3 separate regions of the Mus musculus genome follow, and regions 1 and 2 are each linked to region 3. A link is a loop called in an ENCODE intact Hi-C map of the cell type or tissue named here. Cell type or tissue: gastrocnemius. All regions are shown on one strand. Each heading gives the region's core, and the rest is flanking DNA. Links, peaks and the distances in the headings are about the cores only.

Region 1 (5,600 bases), core at 1,484-3,983, 180 kb after region 3:
TCCTTCCTTTTTTCTTTTAAAAATATTCTATGTATGTATACATGTTTTGCTTGCATGTATGTATGTACACCACATGCATGCCTCATGCCTGCAAAGACCAGAAGAGGGCATTAGATTCTCTAGAAGTGGTATAGATAGTTCTGAGCCACTGTGTGCGTTTAGGCAACCCAACTCAAGTCCTCTGGAAGATCAACTAAGTGTTAACTACTGAACCATCTCTCTCTAGAGTCTGCCATATTTTAAAATTGATGACAGCAACTATATCATATAATTTATGTATCCATTTAATTCCTTGACACTTTCATACATACATACATACATACATACATACATACATACATACATACACACACACAGCAAATCTTAATCTTTTTCACCTCCAGGTCCCTCTCTCATCCCCTTTCCATCTCCTGATGAATCTCTTCTTCCTCTCTATTTCCATGGCTGTGAAATACTTTCTCTTTTCTGGTCAACGCAGCACTACAGGGCAATGCCAAGGTCTTTCATTGGCTCCAACAGTAGCCAGGTCTCTAGGACCGAGTCTGCAGTGGCCTTGGCATCTGGATTGCTAATCATGATGAGAAAATCCCGGGGAAATAACTTCCTTGGCAGCCCTCTGTGAGCAGTGAGCCTCTGCAGCATTTCCCCTCAACAGTCTCTCAAATGAAATTAGTTTTCTATCCTTAGCCTCACAATCGATGCCATCTGTCCAATGTGTGAGCTGCCCTCAAGGCATCTGGCTGTCCAGGTACACAATGTTTGGCTTTATTTTTGTCGTACTTATCTCTACATCAGCCATACTTACTTCCTTAGAACTAGCTTTCCAAAGGCCTTTCAGTTTTTCTAAGCCAAATCTCTCCATGTTGCCTTTTTATTCTCAGCAATTACTATAAACCCTGCTTTAAAAGCACATAGCAATTTGCCTGCTACAAAACAAACAGAATGCCTTGAAGTTTCCTTTGCCAGATGAGTTAACAGCACTGGCTTGTGTGCCTTCACTTCTACAATGGCCATCTTCGTGGGCTACAGTAGTCACAAGATCTCGGATTCGGGGCTAAAGACTGGTTTTGATCGCCCTTAGCCAGGCAGGGTGTGTCACTCAGGCTTGTGTTAGATGCTGAGATTTATTAGCTCAATGGTAGCCATGGCCAGTCATTTCCGTGAGACCACCAAACAAGTCCAGGTCTACCTTTCTTGTCCTCTCTCTGGCAGCCATTAAACAGAGAAGAAACACAACAGGTGCCAGTTCACAACAGCCTACCTTCCAGCCTCTCCTTCCTCAGTCCTTCCACCTTCCAGTAGGCTTTTCCAACTTTGAAGACATCGGGGAAGAGCCTCAGCATCCAGTCAGTCGCTTCCGAAGAGCACTGGATCGGAACTAGAAACCAAACCCTCAGCTCACACATGGAGAAGACTCTGATCCCAACCACAGTACCGCTCAACTCAACGCTCCACAAGCTGACTATTCTTGATACAAATGCTTGACAGTGCTGCAGACTATCTAGCTAAGAAATCTGTGTTGCTCTCAATGTCCCCCCACCCCCCGGCCAGGGTAGACCAGAAATGCCAGGAAGTAGTGGTCTAGAGGCAACCTTCAACCAATCGGAGCAAGGCAGGAGAAGGCTGTGGACAATGCTGATACTGTCTCCTGACTTCCAAAGCCGTCCAGGGAGAGTGAGCCCCGGTCTCACGGTGGAAACCTTCTCATACCGTACCCCATGTCCTTCTCTTTTTCATTTCCTCTTGCACTTGGCCAATGTTTCCTGGAATCCTTACCCATCCTAAAACAGATTATCTCGGCAATCATCATAACTTAGGAAGTGTAACCTTCTAAGGTCACTAGGCAAGGAGTTGAATGAAGAGAATGAGGCTTCTGAGGAAAGACGTTCTTTAGAAGGGTAAGTTCTCTGTGCCGATTCTCTGTGCTAACTCACCACTTGTCCGGAAACCACCAGCCCACCAGCATGACAGAATACTCTGAAGCTGAATGAAAATAGCTCTTTTTTATGTGGCTTATGCTAGGTATCATGCATGTGTCACAGTTGTGAGTCTGACTAAGACAAATGTCAGGGGGCCCTGGGTGGGGTGCCTGTAACGTGGGGCACTTCTCCACACACCTAGCTTTGCTGTAACACATAGCAATCTCTGTTTTAGCTTGCTTTCTGTATCTGCAGGGATGTTTTTCATTTTATTTTCTTTGTAAGTAGAACTGAGAAATTAAGACTATGTGGCTTCACAAAAATTAGCCTGCATGCAATGTCTATGACTGTGACTTTAGGACTCAAAAATCAGTGTAGTGTAGCACAAGTCCAAGGGCAGGATATTGGAAAGCAGGTAATATTAGCAATGTCTTGGGTAAAAAAAGAGATGGCTTCAGAGTAAAAGGTAGTTATTTTGAAGCCTGAGAGAAATTTCTCATCTCAGAAGAATTTCTACAACTCTTGTCTAACTCTTTCTAGAAACCCCACATTTTTTCCTTTATAAGCATTTTATTTCATTAAATATTATTTATTTATTTATTTATTTATTTATTTGCACTGGAGAGATGGTTCCATGGTTAAGAGCATTTGCTGGTCTATAACATCCACCTGGCCTCTCACAAGAGCCTGTAACTCTAGTTCAGGGTTCTGATGACCTCTTCTGGCCTCTACTGGTACTGCACACATATGTGTATATAAACACAGGCAGGCAGAACACTCATACATATCAATAAAAACACATCTTTAAGTAGATTTTGATTCACTATTGCTCTGTGACTGTGTGTCTTTATGTGTGTGTAAGTAAGGAGGGTGTGCTACGGCATGCATGGATGTGCAAGTCAAAGGACTTCTTTCAGGAGTCAGTTCTCCCTCTTAACCTTGTTAAGAGTGGGTCTCTTGTTCCCATATTCCGTGTATTCCAGGCTAGCTTGCCCATAAAATTCCAGAAGAGTTTCCTGTTTCCTCCTCCCACCCCAGTGTAGGGATTTGGGGAGTACAGAGGTGTACCACCATGTCTAGTTTTTAATGTGGGTTCTAGGAACTGAACCCAGGTTGTTAAGCTTGGTGACAAGAGTTTTTGCTGCTGATTCCTTTTGTCATTCTTGGTTTACAAACTTAAGATTTTTTTTCCCCACTGTGCACATTTATTGTAGGTGGTACTGTATGACAAGAGGACATTGCCCTTTTGTTCTTCCAAGTTTTGTTTCTCCCGTCAAATACAATATGTTATAAACAATTTCATTTCTTCCTCGGTGTCTTCAGTTTTACTCGTAGAGGAACTTCATTGTTTTAATAGGCTTATTCCAAATACACTTTTTGAGGCAACTGTGAATGAGACCCCTAGCCCCCATTTCTCTCTCAACATCTTTGTTACTGGTCTATAGGAAAGCTACTGGTTTTGTGTGTTAGTTCTGTTTACTGCATGCACATCTACTCTCCGAGTTTTCTGCTGCTTTTCTTAGGGTCTCTTAGTGTCTAGAATCACATCATTTACAAACGAGGGCAATCTTTCCTATTTGTGTCCACTGCATCCCCTTCTCTGGCCTTCTCTTCAAGATTCTAAGCCTTGCCTGAGTAAGAGGGGGAAATGGATACTTTTGGCTTGCTCTGGGTTTTAGTGAAAGTGGCCTCAGCTCCTCTCCATTTAAAACAGGACTGGCTACAGGTTTACCAGATGTAGTCTTTATTTTGCTACAATATATTCCTTCTGCTCCAAGTCTCCTCTTTTGGCTCCTATCACAAAAGGATGCTGGAATTTGTCAAAATTGTTTGCTGCATCTGATGGCCTAACTGGAAGATATCTTCCCACTGGTCCACTTATGAAATGTAGTGCATGTATTCTTTGCATAGGTTGATCCATCCCTGCATCCTTGGAAGGACATCAACTTGATTACATAAACAATCCGTTTGATATGTTAGTAAGTTCCGTTTGTAAGCATTTTATTGGAAATTTTTGCGATCTGTGTCAATCAGTTTGCTAGGTCAGAGTGTTGTAATCCTCACACAGAGATCCTTGTAAAATCTCTAAGAATGAAGATCAGGTGAAATATATTTTCCAAGTAAACACTATCTGGTATGTACAGTAATAAGTACTTAGTTTTATTCATCAGTTATACATTAGTTACCCTACTTCGAACTAGACACCGACCTAGATGTTGAGACAACAATAATGGACCACAAGTATTCGCTGACACAGCTTTGAGTCAGCTTGGGAGCACGACATATGTGCCATATCCTCAGACTAGCTTTAATTATATGGAGCCACCGAGTAATTATGGCCTTCTGACTTTGCAAATCAAAATGAACTTGATGCTCAGCAGATAACATTGACATGAAATGAACACTCTCAGTACAGGACAGCTGTGAGGGTTTAGTAAACCAACAACTGCCAAATGTTGGTAGTCATGTAACTGTTTACCAGTGTCTGAGTCTGGGTCTCTGCATTCCAGGAAAAGAGAACTGAATTTGTACTTAGGTACATGCAGAACGTAAAGCAATGTGTGGCTCCCTGTTGAATTAACATTTGGCATGCAATATTTTGGTCCTAGTCGTCACCTTTCCAAATCTTTCCACATCTTACCCCTTCCCCATGCACCCAACTTCTTGTCACTTCTCCCCAGAAAACCAAATAAGAATCAAAACAACAACAACAAACATCCTGACTTTAAAAAGGAAAGCCAGTAAGACAAAAAATCCATAACAAGAAGAACATGGAGTCCATTTTGTACTGCCCAACCACTCATGGGCATGCGGCCTGACTTGGAGTGTGGTCAATATACCGACTGACACTCTATTGGAAAAAAACTGATTTTTTTTTTCCTTTCCCAATAGGTATCAATTGCATTGCTTCTTGGCTAGGAGTGGACTTAGTGTCCAATTCCTCCTCTCAGCGTTGGGATTTTCTGGCTTGAACCTGTGAATGTTGTGTCATAGTCTTGTATGGGTTCTGGTATCACATTCTCTGTGAGTTCACATGCATATCAGTCCTGTTATATTTGGAAGATGCTTATTTTTTTGTGGTGCCATCTGTTACCTGTGGCTCTTAAGATCTTTCTCTCTCCTCTTCTGCATAGATCCCTAAGCCTTAAGGGGAGGATGTTGTTGATAAAGATGTCCTATTTAGGGTCAAGTGTTTCAAAGTCTCTTATTCTCTGGACATTCATCAGTTGTGTATTTCTTTGCTAATTATCATATAGTGCAAGCAGAAGAAGAGTCTCTGATGAAGGGGGAAGAGGAGAAGGAGGAAGACATAGTAGTAGTAGTAGTAGTAGTAGTAGTAGTAGTAGTAGTAGTAGTAGTATGGAGGAAGAGGCAGAGAGGGAGGAAGAGGGGGGAAGGGAGGGGGAAAGAGAGGGAAGAAAGGGGAGGAGAAGGAGGAGAAGAAAGAGGAAAGGGAGAGGGTAAAGGAGAGGGGAAGAGAAGGGAAGGGGGAGGAAGGAAAAGAGAAGGAAAAGAATGAGGAAGAGGGGGAGAGAGGAAAGGTGAGGAGGAAGGGAGAGGGAGAAGGGGAAAGGAGGGGGAGGAAATCCAATAAATACCAGTGAGGATGTGAAGGTCGGAAGAAAGGAAACCTTACACACAGATGTTGAGATACAAGTGTACAAGTGAGTACAGCTTCTG
Region 2 (5,600 bases), core at 1,550-4,049, 60 kb after region 3:
ACAGAAGCCCTCAGCTCTTTCTTGTGCTGGTTCCTTTTGTTCATGGAATTTCAAAACTACAAATGGGAGCTGCCTTGTTTTTCAAACACAGAATATCAAGACGGCTCCCTACAGTCTCTGGTTTTCTTATTCTTATTTTTAAGTCACTCACATACATACAAGAGATTATTTCTCAGGGACTTTTTCAACATATTTCTTAATATTCCACATTCAAAACTTCAGAGGTCAAGGCATGCAATAAGAAATCAGAAAGTATTTTCTACAAACCAATTACACCAGAGATACAAAACTAAAGTCAAGAAATATTTTTAACACGGAGTAAACTTTGTTTTCCCTAGCTATGCTTTTACACGCTGTCATAACCTCCTTCAGACAATAAAAGAGCCACCAAAACCTCACATGGAAAAGTTAAACTGTTCCACTTTGCCTGTTAAAGTACTAACAAAATGACACAGAGAGGACAAAAAACGGGACCTTGTGTGAAGATTCTAAACAACGAAGATAAACGTGCTTCAAGTTTACTCCCACACGCCACCCCTAAGCAGCCACTGAACTTGGAAGACCGTGCCAACACACACACACATACACAGAGAGAGAGAGAGAGAGAGACATATTATCTGTATACATATAGCCATATACAGTGGTTTGGGAGTCCTGTTTTGTTTTGGTTTTTAGCAGAAACAAACCCCAGCGGAGTCCACCGCCCTGGAAGTCCGGGAGGCTCGGACCCGAAAGCAACGCAGGACACCGGCCAGACAGTGTCCCAGCACTGCTCCATCTGACCCCCTAATGAGTCACGGGTCCAATCATGACACCACATCACTTACTGGGACGTCTTCTATTTCTTTCCTCGCGCCAGGAAGAACAGAGAAAGATTTCAAACTCCTAAGCAGGCAATCGTGCCCGCACCGGAGCTGCCAGCGGCTTCACACCGGAGCCACTGTCCAGCCGCCGCCGGGCCGGCCCCGCAGCCGCCGCCACACCCCGGCCTCCCTCACCTGCCTCCCGCCGCGCCCGTACCTTCGGCCAGCGACTCCTCCAGGGTGACCTGGTAGCGGCCGACGGCGAACACCCGGACCCCCATGGACGAGCTTGCGAAGCCGCCGCCGAGCCCGCCGCCCGCGGCCCCGCCAGCCGCCGCCCCGCCGCCGCTGCCCTCCGACTTGGGCATCCGAGAGAACTTCTTCATGGTCCCGCCGGCGCGCTGGAGGGCACCAGGAGGGCACTAGGGCGCGCGAGGGCGAGAGCCCAGACCCGCGCGTCGCACAGCGGAGCGCCGGGCGCGGCCGACCGTCTTCGAGGGGTCGCCGCCCTTCGCGCGCGCGAGCGTCGGTGCGCAGCGGCTCGCCGCGCCTCACATTCCGCGCGTCCCGAGCGCGCAGCCCTGGCCGCCCGCTGCAGCTGCCCGGCGCCCGCAGAGCCAGCGGGGAGGGCGGGGCCGGGGCGGGGCCGGGGCGGAGCCTGGCGCGCGGGGCGCGAGCTGCCCGGGAAGAGGGAGGGGCCGGCCGAGGGGGGCGTGGCGCTAGGCCCGGCGGCCTGCGTGCCCTGGAGACCGCAGCTCGGCCCGGCCCGGCTCACACCGATGCCGCCCGCCCCTTGCGGCTGTTGGGGGGCGCGGCGCCGGTGCCAACCGCTTGCAGAGCCGGGCGCCGAGCCCCGCGCGCAAGCGCGCTGTCCCCGCCGCCGGAAGTGACGGTTCCGGCCCGTGTCACGTGGAGGAGGAACGGGCACATCGACGTGGGGGCTGGGGCTAGGGGTGAAGTCCGGGGTCCGGGTTATCAAGGAGGTGGAACCCACGCGGATCGGTGGGGCTACTCGGGTTGGAATTGTGTGTGCCGCTCTGGAGTCCTTAAATGCCGCCAGCAGCGTGACCCACTCTCGGAAGCTGCCGGCTTCGAGTCTCAGCCAGTTTTCCAGACTCTATCCCGAGAGGATCGGTTTTCCAGGGCTCCCCGGAGCGTGGGCGGAGGAGCAGCGCGAAGCTCGCAGGTTCCCACGGGGCGACTTGCGAAGCCCAGGTGTCCTCGCACTGTACCGGATGTTTGCTCTCAGAAGCGTTCTGCGGTTTAAGAATTACTTGGGAGAGCTTTAAAAGCTCTGTGTGTACAATGTCGGAGCCGTGCGATTGTGTTCAGAAAAAGATATTAAGATTTTTAAATATCATTAATCGCCATTGGCTGGAGAAGACGTAACCCTGTCGCCCAAGGTCACACAGCTGGCTTGTGGCCTGGAGCATCAAAAGTCTTAGTTACTCGCTTTCAGCCATTCTGAAAAAGTAGGTTAGGGTCAGATCCTTAGTCCAGGCCGGCAGACTTAGGACTGTTTGGAAACAGAGGCAGCACCAATCTCTGACCCCACCCGAACAAAAGATTCGCCCGTTGGAAAAAGAACTCCCGATTGCCTCACTTTTCATAAACTGCAAGAGTCTCATGCCAGTGGGAAGGGCACAGGAATTCGGGCAGAGGGCATGTGGGAGTGGAAAGGATGGCAAAATGGAGAAAATGTGCAAAGAGAAGGATTTTCGCTCCAGCCCACTTCCTGGACATGGAGTCACATACAGCCTGAGCTGGCCTGGACCTCATTAGCTACCAGAGATAGCCTTAAACTTGTGATCTTCCTGTCTCTGCCATTGTGCCCCCTAGTACTGGGATTATGAGCAAGCCTCGCCATCAGGCCTAGCTTGGCCTCTATAGAAAATAGGTTCGGTAGCCCGAGGCTAATTCTAGCTGAAGCAAGAGAACCACGAATCGGAGGCCAGCCTGGAATGCATGCCAAGATCTTTTAATTTAAAATAATAATAACGGTGCTTGAAGTTCCCAATTTCTTAAGCTAAAAAATGTAAATTTTTCTCTCTACCCATAGTGTAATATTTCTCCAATTTTCTCAAATATCAGCCTAATGATGTTTTCTCCGCCGCTGTTTTCTTTGTCTTTTTAATGAGGTACGGGCAGAGACATTAGGAAATATGCTTATTCAAAAGACAGCTTATAACCCTCTGTTCACTCTTCTCTCTGCTGTTTGAAGAGAAGCTGTTTGTCCGACACACACAGGGCTCCAGATTCAGGCATTTCTGCCACATAACCCACTAAACTGACATTCTTCATCCAAAGGCCTGACATTTAAAGTACATTCCAGCTCAGTGGAAGTCGGATTACATGTCAGATGATTGATGTGTTGTGGCACTTGGGAGTTTCCATTTAGAAATGAGCTGGCCATCTTCCTTACTGTGAGGAGTCTTAGGAGTCGCCTTTCTCCAACAGTTAGTTGTGGTTTTTTTCAAGCAGAATAGTGGAGAAATCTAGTCATTTTGTGCGATTCAAAACTGGATTGGCTTAACAAGCAGTTTGGGCCTCACACAACTTAACCTCATCAGAACACGAGAATAAAAAACCCATAACCATAAGGCCACCATTGCTTTGGTAAAGAAAAGCACTTCCTTGAACCCACAGATCCTGACTGGGGATTTTGAAAGTTAATGTTTAGGACCCTACTGAAAACAAGTCACCACCAAGGCATCCATTGAGTTTCGAGGAAATGTGCATGCAAGCCTGAAAACCCGAGGTCAGTCTCTGGGACACATGGCACAACCTCAGCTCCTGTAAGCTGTCATCTGACTACACACACACACATATATACTCCTAATTCATAACTGTTTGAAACTATTCTTTAATTAAAGGGTGGTGAGGCCCTGGAAATGGCTCAGCAGGTCAAGGCATTTACAGCACAGGCCTGGTGATGTAAAAATTTACATAATACTAAAACATCTGAGAAAAAGGTTTTAAGATACTGAGCTGTTCACAACGGCACATTTAACATGAAACACATTTCTGCAATAGAACTTCAGCTACATCCTGACCTGTTTACCACTCTACTAGGCCGAATGAATATGGAGAACAGGGCCTAAAAATGAGACATGCTAAAGTCTCATGTTAATAGCCAACTTTATTCAGAGCATCAGACAATTTATATCCTGAGGGTTAAGCAGAGTCACATGAGTAATGTGTACAATTACAAACCCAAGCCACACATGGTGAAAACATGTTTTTCCATAGGAGCATGTGAATAGCAACAGTCAAAGTAAACTACCTGCTGCACCTGGAGGGCCACAGAAATACACTCCGAACATTTCTCTGTTTTAAAGAAGAGTCTGTGACTCTTCTCTTCTTGGTGTTTTCTCACACTCAGAATTCTCTCATGACTCTAGTGTCCTGACACTGTTATGTTTTTTTCTGAAGGTTTTTTTAACTATTGCTTTATGTATATAGATATTTTGCCTACATGTATATCTATGTAGTATGTACATGCCTAGTGCCCTCAGAGGCCAAGAGAGGACATTGGACCCTTTTGAGCTGGAATTACACACAGTTGTGAGCAGTCAGGTGTGTACTGAGGACTGAACCCTGTTCCTCTAGAGTACTCTTAAGAAGTGAGCCATCTCTTCTGTCCACTGACCATGCTTTTAAGAGCAATTTTAAGTAGTCAACAACTTTACCATCTGGATGTATTCCTTGGTCTCCACATGCCTGACTGGGAAGGGTTCTGCCACCAAGTATATAGTACCTTTTACTTACTCTGATGGCAGGTATACATACCATCCTTTCTAAGGAGGTAAGTAGAATTTTAACCCCACAACATGGTTGCTCTGGCTGGAATACAGACACAACCTTAGTACACACTTTTAATCCCAAACAATGAAGGTAAACTTAGTTAATAGAAGGAAGCACCATGTTTGATAGTGACATCTACTTGAGTGTCAGAGAAAGTGACAAATTAGAGAAAGATTTGACAGAATAGGATACGCCCAACAAGAAGAGAGAAGAAAAGAAAGCTATGTAAGAGAGCACAGAGAGAGAGAGAGAAACAGGAAAAAGGCAGTTCGACCAGGACAATTGCAGAGAGAGAGAACAAGATAGACACAGGTGAAGGAGCCAAAAAATGAGAAGGAGCAAGATTAGAACATGTCACCAAAGTTAGTATGAAGCTAAGCAGAGCAATTCTGTCAGAGGCCAAGAGAGAAGCCAGTTTGGATGAGTCATCTCGGAAAGCAGTTTGCTCCAGAGCAGCTGAGTTGAACCAGCCAGTCCGAGCTCAGAAAGAACTAGAAAGGATGAGCTTATGCACCGGCAAGTCTCTGAATGAAAACATTCTAGGCATAAATGAGATTGTACAGAGGCTAGAAGCTTCCAGGACCAGACCTAAGTTCGCAGACAGTAAGAGGCATTAAGCCTCTGAGACAACAAATACCACTGGAGAGCAAAAGCTACATTTACAGAGGCATGTGTTCTAGACTGGAATTGCAGCCACATCCTGCCCTTTTCCTAAGAAGTGTAGCTTCCCTCCTGTGGCCGAGGCAGTGCAATGGTCATGTATCATGTATCAGAGCTATTCTAAAGTGAGTTGTGTTCATTAGCCCAGCAAGTCTTCATGACAACCTATTTTACAACCCTTAGTAGGCATGAACCATTTGTTAGGCAATATGCAAACATATACATTGAGAACCCTATTGTATGGCAAGAGTCACAGGCGGCCACAAGTGTATCCTGGTATCTAGAAAGTTGGTATCATATTCAAGACCAGTAGGTTGAATACTCAACACTGAT
Region 3 (5,600 bases), core at 1,318-3,817:
AACTGTCTCTAAGTCCAGTTCCAAGACATCTTTCCTGGACCCTGCTACCAAGTATATACATGGTATACATATATACAGCCAAAACATCTACACACAGAAAATGATTTTTAAGTGAAATGGGAATGATATACAAATGAGTTCAAAATGTCATCTCTCCTATCCATGGATTTAATATTCCAATTGATGCATTTCAATACCACAAACTCATTGCCACAATGTGCGAGGTAATGAATGCAAAGAGAAGCATCGCCTGCTGTCCCTGAGCCTAGACTTACGTAGTAATAAGTGACAGCTACCATCTCATAACACTTCTGGATCAGGCTTTATGTTACGCAGACAGGTAAAGGTCTCAGGAATCCGAGTAGACAGCTACACATGCTTTTATTATGTATGTTAGTTTAAAGAAAATGGGAGAAATGAAACTCAAATCGGATTCATGACTCAAATATGTATTCTTAACCACTACAGTATCTGTAATAAAAACTTAAAACAGGACAGATTTGTCAGGAAATATTATGTAAATAAGGGTCTTCTGGAGGTGACTCTTCAGACTACATCTTTGACACCTTAAAAATTTAAATTTACTCTATTGGAGATATTCTACAGGAATATCTATTTTAGGCATTACACAATCATAATGCATTTTAAGACTATAAAAACAGGCCAGATGGTGGTGACATATCCCTTTAATCCCAGCACTACAGAGGCAGAGGCAGGCAGATCTCTGTGAGTGTGAGGTCATCCTGGTCTACAGAACAAGTTCCAGGATAACCAGGGCTACACAGAGAAACCCTGACTCAAACAAAAAAGCATTATAAAAACGATTTCTCACAATCAAATGAGACAGTGCTTATGCTGTCATCTCCACATGGCTCCTTCCCCAAGGCTCGAGAGACCTGTAACACTACGAGATGAACTTGAAATCCCTTCCTGTCCAATCTAAGTCTCCTGCGCTTGTACAGCCAGCCTCAAAGCTCTCGGCTGATGACCCAAGAGATGAGCTTGGGTCCATATATCAAAGAGATGACCATATATCAAAGCAAACCGAGACTTCTATAAACATTTATATCACTAATAACTCTGCTTTGCCTTTAGAAAAAAATAGTTCAGATTCAGTGTATCTGGTTTTATGTTGAGGTCCTTAATTTAAATAAAAAAGGTTTGGTTTACGGGACATCAGTAGACAGTTTCTTGTGGTGCGTGTGTGCGTGTGTGCGTGCGTGCGTGCGTGCGTGCGTGCGTGTGTGTGTGTGCGTGTGTGTACATGAGAGGGCTCATCCACATGCAGAGGACAAAGGTTGGGGTCTGGATGTCCTCAGTCACTGTCCCACGTTTTTCTGTTAAAGACAAGTCTCTCACTAAGCTGTCATTGCAGTTGGACTGGCTGGCCCTCAAACCGGAAACAGGCCTGTCTCTACCCCTAGCCCATCCCCCGCAGCGGCCCACTCCCACCACACCGTGCACCACCTCACACCCAGGCTGGGTTGCGGAAGCACACTGCCATGCCCATCTGTCTTTACTGAGGGGGCAGGGATCTCCACCTGGGTGCTCATGCCTGCACAGCGAGCACGTTACTGACCGAGCCATGTAGCCAGGCTTTCCTTAAAGCACTGGGCTCTGTGCTTTACGATGGTCAATTAAATTTATTTATACTCCAAGGCAAACAAACCTTATCGAAAGGTCAGAATTGCAAAGGCTAATTACCTTTGGGTTTGTGGTTGCTGAACTCCCCAGGAGCAGGGACTTTGACAGGCGTTGCTGAACTCTGAATGGTCAGCACACTGGAAGTGGCAGCAGTGGAATTGGCCTTTGGTCTTTGTCTTGGTGCAATTGAGGTTTCTGTTGGTCCAATGGTATCTGTTATTCTATAATAGAAAAATATAATTCATTCCAAATAATGAAATTATCTCTAAATTACTATTCATTCTACAAAATACAGACACAGTTGATTATTACAGATGACCACATCAGTCATCTGGTTTCCTTCTAAGTATCCACCTCAGAATATCAGCTCAATAAAGCTAATAAAGAAAACAATACAGGCAGCCATAGCTGTTGAAACGTCAGCCTGCCAAGCTGGAAGTACAGGAGACTTAAGGGACAGCATTACGACTGAGAGTGCACAGAGAGCAATGTTCTCACAGGGTTTTGTACAAAACCCAGATCCAGTTCTTTAAAAAGACACAAGAAATAATCCCCCTCACTTGGACTCAAGAGAAAGAAAATGCTGTCTGTCTCCTAGAGCAGGTAAAACCAGAGAAGCCAGTGCTTGCCAAGTCAGGCTGCCTGCTCACCCAACCTTTGTTGTCCTAGAACACTGAATGGCAATCAGGAGAAATGTCTGACTGGGACTCCGCATAAGCCCCAAATGCACACAGCAGAACAGCAAGCACAATTTTGAAAACAAGGATTAGCAGACATAAGTGACATTTCAAAACAACAATAAAAATAGGTAAATTTATTTTTAGCATTCATACATGCACACAATGTATCTGAAACAAATCCAATCCCCAAATCTCTCCCCTCCAACTTCCTCCTTATTTCCCTCAAAACTTGCCCCTCACAACTTCATGAGATCTTTTGTTTGTTTGTTTGTTTTTGATACCCACTCAGTCCATTTAGTACTGCCAGTATGTGCATGAGTGTGGGACCAATATAATCTGAAAATTACATATTTTTTCAACTTTGCTTTCTATACTTATAAACTCTATAAAACATTAATAAATCTCTCCTATATTTTTAGTGACTTCACTTAATATGATTTCAAATGATTTAACAACTAACACTGTATATGCCTGATTTATCATGCCCACAGTTCCTGCAGCACACACTACCCCTCTTTCATAATACCTCTATGTACCACTAGAGGGAGCCCCCCAACACTTATCTTTCTAAAAGGAAAGTAACAAAAAACTGCATGACAACATTTCAGAAAATTCCGGTTGGTACCTTAAAGGAATTCAGTAGGTGATAAAAAGAAAGACAGGAAGTAATATAGAAGGGGGTTGTTTGGGAAGAGGAAGTGAAGGGGGGCAGTGGGAGGAGACAAGAATGGTAAGGGAAGCACACATGATCAAAAGCTATTATGGTGCATGAAGTTATTAAAAAAAAAAACTTTGGAAGGCAATTTTTTTTCCAGAAAATTGTATAAGCATATTGTAGGTATGAGGTCTCCTAATAATAACAGGGGAGATGACCAGATGACCAGAGTGGTATGGTACAAGCTGTCTAAAAATGTAATGAAGTCGGCAAGATCATTTACATAATAGCCAATCATAGTTCATTTTAATAATCAAGTTGCCTGCAAAAGCTTACTAATGGAGTAAATTACTGAAAAATAAGATTTCAAACTTGATTCTTTACCAAGCACACATACACACATAAATTCTACAAACTACATACACTAATGGCCTGTGACAATTATTTTTTCCTTCCTTAAATAGAAGTAATAGGCTTAATAGCTATTAACTCGCCTCTGCAGTTCCCTGAATTCAGACTAGCCAGAGTCAAAAATGACGACAGCCACATGTCCACAGAGACGGCCCCCTGCAACATCAACAGTCCTACAGTCCGGGTCGGTCCTCAGGCCCTCCCTGGTGAGCGGGCGCTCACAGGAGCCTGCTGTCAGGCCCTCTAGTGTACCTTTGAGCTTTTGTTTTTCCTCACCTACCATCTAAGCTCTAGCACCACAGACTGAACAACTCGGCATACTGGGTAAGTGGAGACAGTGTTTATGGAATGGAAACTACAGCCTTTCCTCTGACAAGATGCCCATCGGCCACAGCGCATCCCTGCCTACCTGGCTTTCATCTGGCTTTTCCTAGCAGCAGCTTCAGTAGCAGTCATCGGCTCGGGAAGAGTTGATGGAAGAAAAGAATTCTTGGAAGAAGAAAAAAAAAAGAACATGTTATGATCTTATGCTATAGATAGACTATTAAACTTTTAAAGCACTGCGTGAAATACTAGTATTCAGACATATTCCTCAGATTTACTCTGTAAATATCCCTTTACAGACATGTCATCTTCATATTGATGCCCACAGAAATCATTAGAAGATGATCACAGAATCACTGTATACACTATTCTTTTGGGTAAACCTTGAATTAAAAAAAATGATAACACATTTATAAATCAATGATATTTTGTACTTCAGAAACTAAGAAAACAACCAGGACAACAATCATGTTTCTAAGTACTACTCATAACTGTCATGAGGCTGTAAAGCCTGGAGGACAGTTCATCTTAAAGCCGTGTCTGTGTCAGTCTGGGTCACCATAAGCAGGAGCTGAACTGAAAGCTGAAGGCAGGTACACCTCAGGCAAAGGGACTCTCCCCACTGAGAGGTCAGAGCATCACACAGTCTAAGTAGGAGAGTGAGGTTACACCTGAAGGAACCAGGGCAAGTCAGACCAGAATGTCTACGGAATCAATGATAAGCTAGAAACCTTCGTTAACAGTAGCAGAAACGTGGCATGAGTAGTTCACGGCACTGTGCAGGAAGTGACTGCAAGTCAGAGCCTTACAGTCTGTGACTTTAAGGCCAGCCTAGTCTACAGAGTGAGTTCCAGGACAGCCAAGGCTATGGAGAGAGACTCTGTCTCAAAAAAACAAAAACAAAACAAACAAACAAACAAAAAACAACAAAACCCCCCCTAAATTTAAAAAATAGGAGGGGGAGAAGAAAGCAGGCAGGCAGGCAAGGAAGGAAGGAAGCATGCAAAAAGAGAGAGAAAAATCAAAATCTTTGAGTAAAATCAGTCATCCCCAAATGAGTGTCTTACTTGGCCTAGCCTCGGCTACTGGACTACACATTAATCATTATAATTGCTACCATAATTTTACAGCAGGAGAACAAGAGGCCACCATAAAGATATAAACTCAGCTACTGATAAGTGTAACTGAAGTCAGGTCTCTCCCTTTACAATGCCTCTGCTATTTACACTTCAAAGCCCCCCCTTTTTTTTAATTTAACACTGGACTTAGTATCTGCATACTATTTGACCACACCTTTTGTTTTTTTGGTTTTGTTTTTTGTTTTTTTTTAAGATTTATTTATTTATTATATGTAAGTACACTGTAGCCGTCCTCAGACACTCCAGAAGAGGGCATCAGATTTTGTTACGGAAGGTTGTGAGCCACCGCGTGGTTGCTGGGATTTGAACTCGGAACCTTCGGAAGAGCAATTGGTGCTCTTAACCACTGAGCCATCTCGCCAGCCCTGACCACACCTTTTGGTTAAAAAACAAAACCAAAACACTTAAAACCCTTCTATCAAATACGTTAATAACAGCTTATGCTCTGTGACTGACACGTGCCATGTTGTGCTTCTCTGCACAGTGCAAAATGGATATCCTGCTGACGTTCTCCATAATACCTGAGCAAAGTCTAAGAAATGAGGCTTCATACAAAAACAGCATGACACCATCAGGACCACTTGTCAAGAAACAGGTAGCTCTCAGAGCATGCATGCCTGCTTACACACACAATTAAAATGGATTTTAAAGTCTTACCTATTTGAAAAACTACTTACATTGATGTTGGAGACCGGACAATCCTTTTTGGCGAATTTAAACGCAAAGTAGGATACTTGAAATATGTCA

What was found. Peaks named below come from ENCODE experiments on the same cell type or tissue, not always from the same donor. Only the 100,000 strongest peaks of a DNase experiment are listed, where the experiment ranks them.
Region 1: it touches region 3 in a loop (3-fold over the local background); 27 of 42 quality-filtered maps call a loop at or near these places.
Region 2: a loop joins it to region 3, with 2.3 times the contacts of the local background. A loop is called at or near these places in 9 of 42 quality-filtered maps.

What each region holds. Positions count from the first base shown.
Region 1 is chr5:96,875,423-96,881,022 of GRCm38, reverse strand. It overlaps Gm33100 (predicted gene, 33100), which reads right to left and starts at 1,681. Exons shown (of 4, transcript NR_166594.1): 1 at 1,593-1,681; 2 at 1,262-1,378. In gastrocnemius, for the core only: a CTCF peak has its summit at 2,640 (motif pointing left); a DNase peak (open chromatin) is centred at 2,635.
Region 2 is chr5:96,993,517-96,999,116 of GRCm38, reverse strand. It overlaps Bmp2k (BMP2 inducible kinase), which reads right to left and starts at 1,428. Exons shown (of 16, transcript NM_080708.1): 1 at 1,021-1,428. The coding sequence starts at 1,189. In gastrocnemius, for the core only: no CTCF peak of the experiment used is centred there; DNase peaks (open chromatin) are centred at 1,603 and 2,666; H3K4me3 peaks cover 1,629 bases; H3K27ac peaks cover 2,500 bases.
Region 3 is chr5:97,053,131-97,058,730 of GRCm38, reverse strand. Bmp2k (BMP2 inducible kinase) reads right to left here. Exons shown (of 16, transcript NM_080708.1): 8 at 5,531-5,600; 9 at 3,800-3,879; 10 at 1,705-1,865. Among named protein-coding and RNA genes, the nearest start is that of Paqr3, 56 kb to the left of the region's middle. In gastrocnemius, for the core only: a CTCF peak has its summit at 2,864 (motif pointing right); a DNase peak (open chromatin) is centred at 2,869.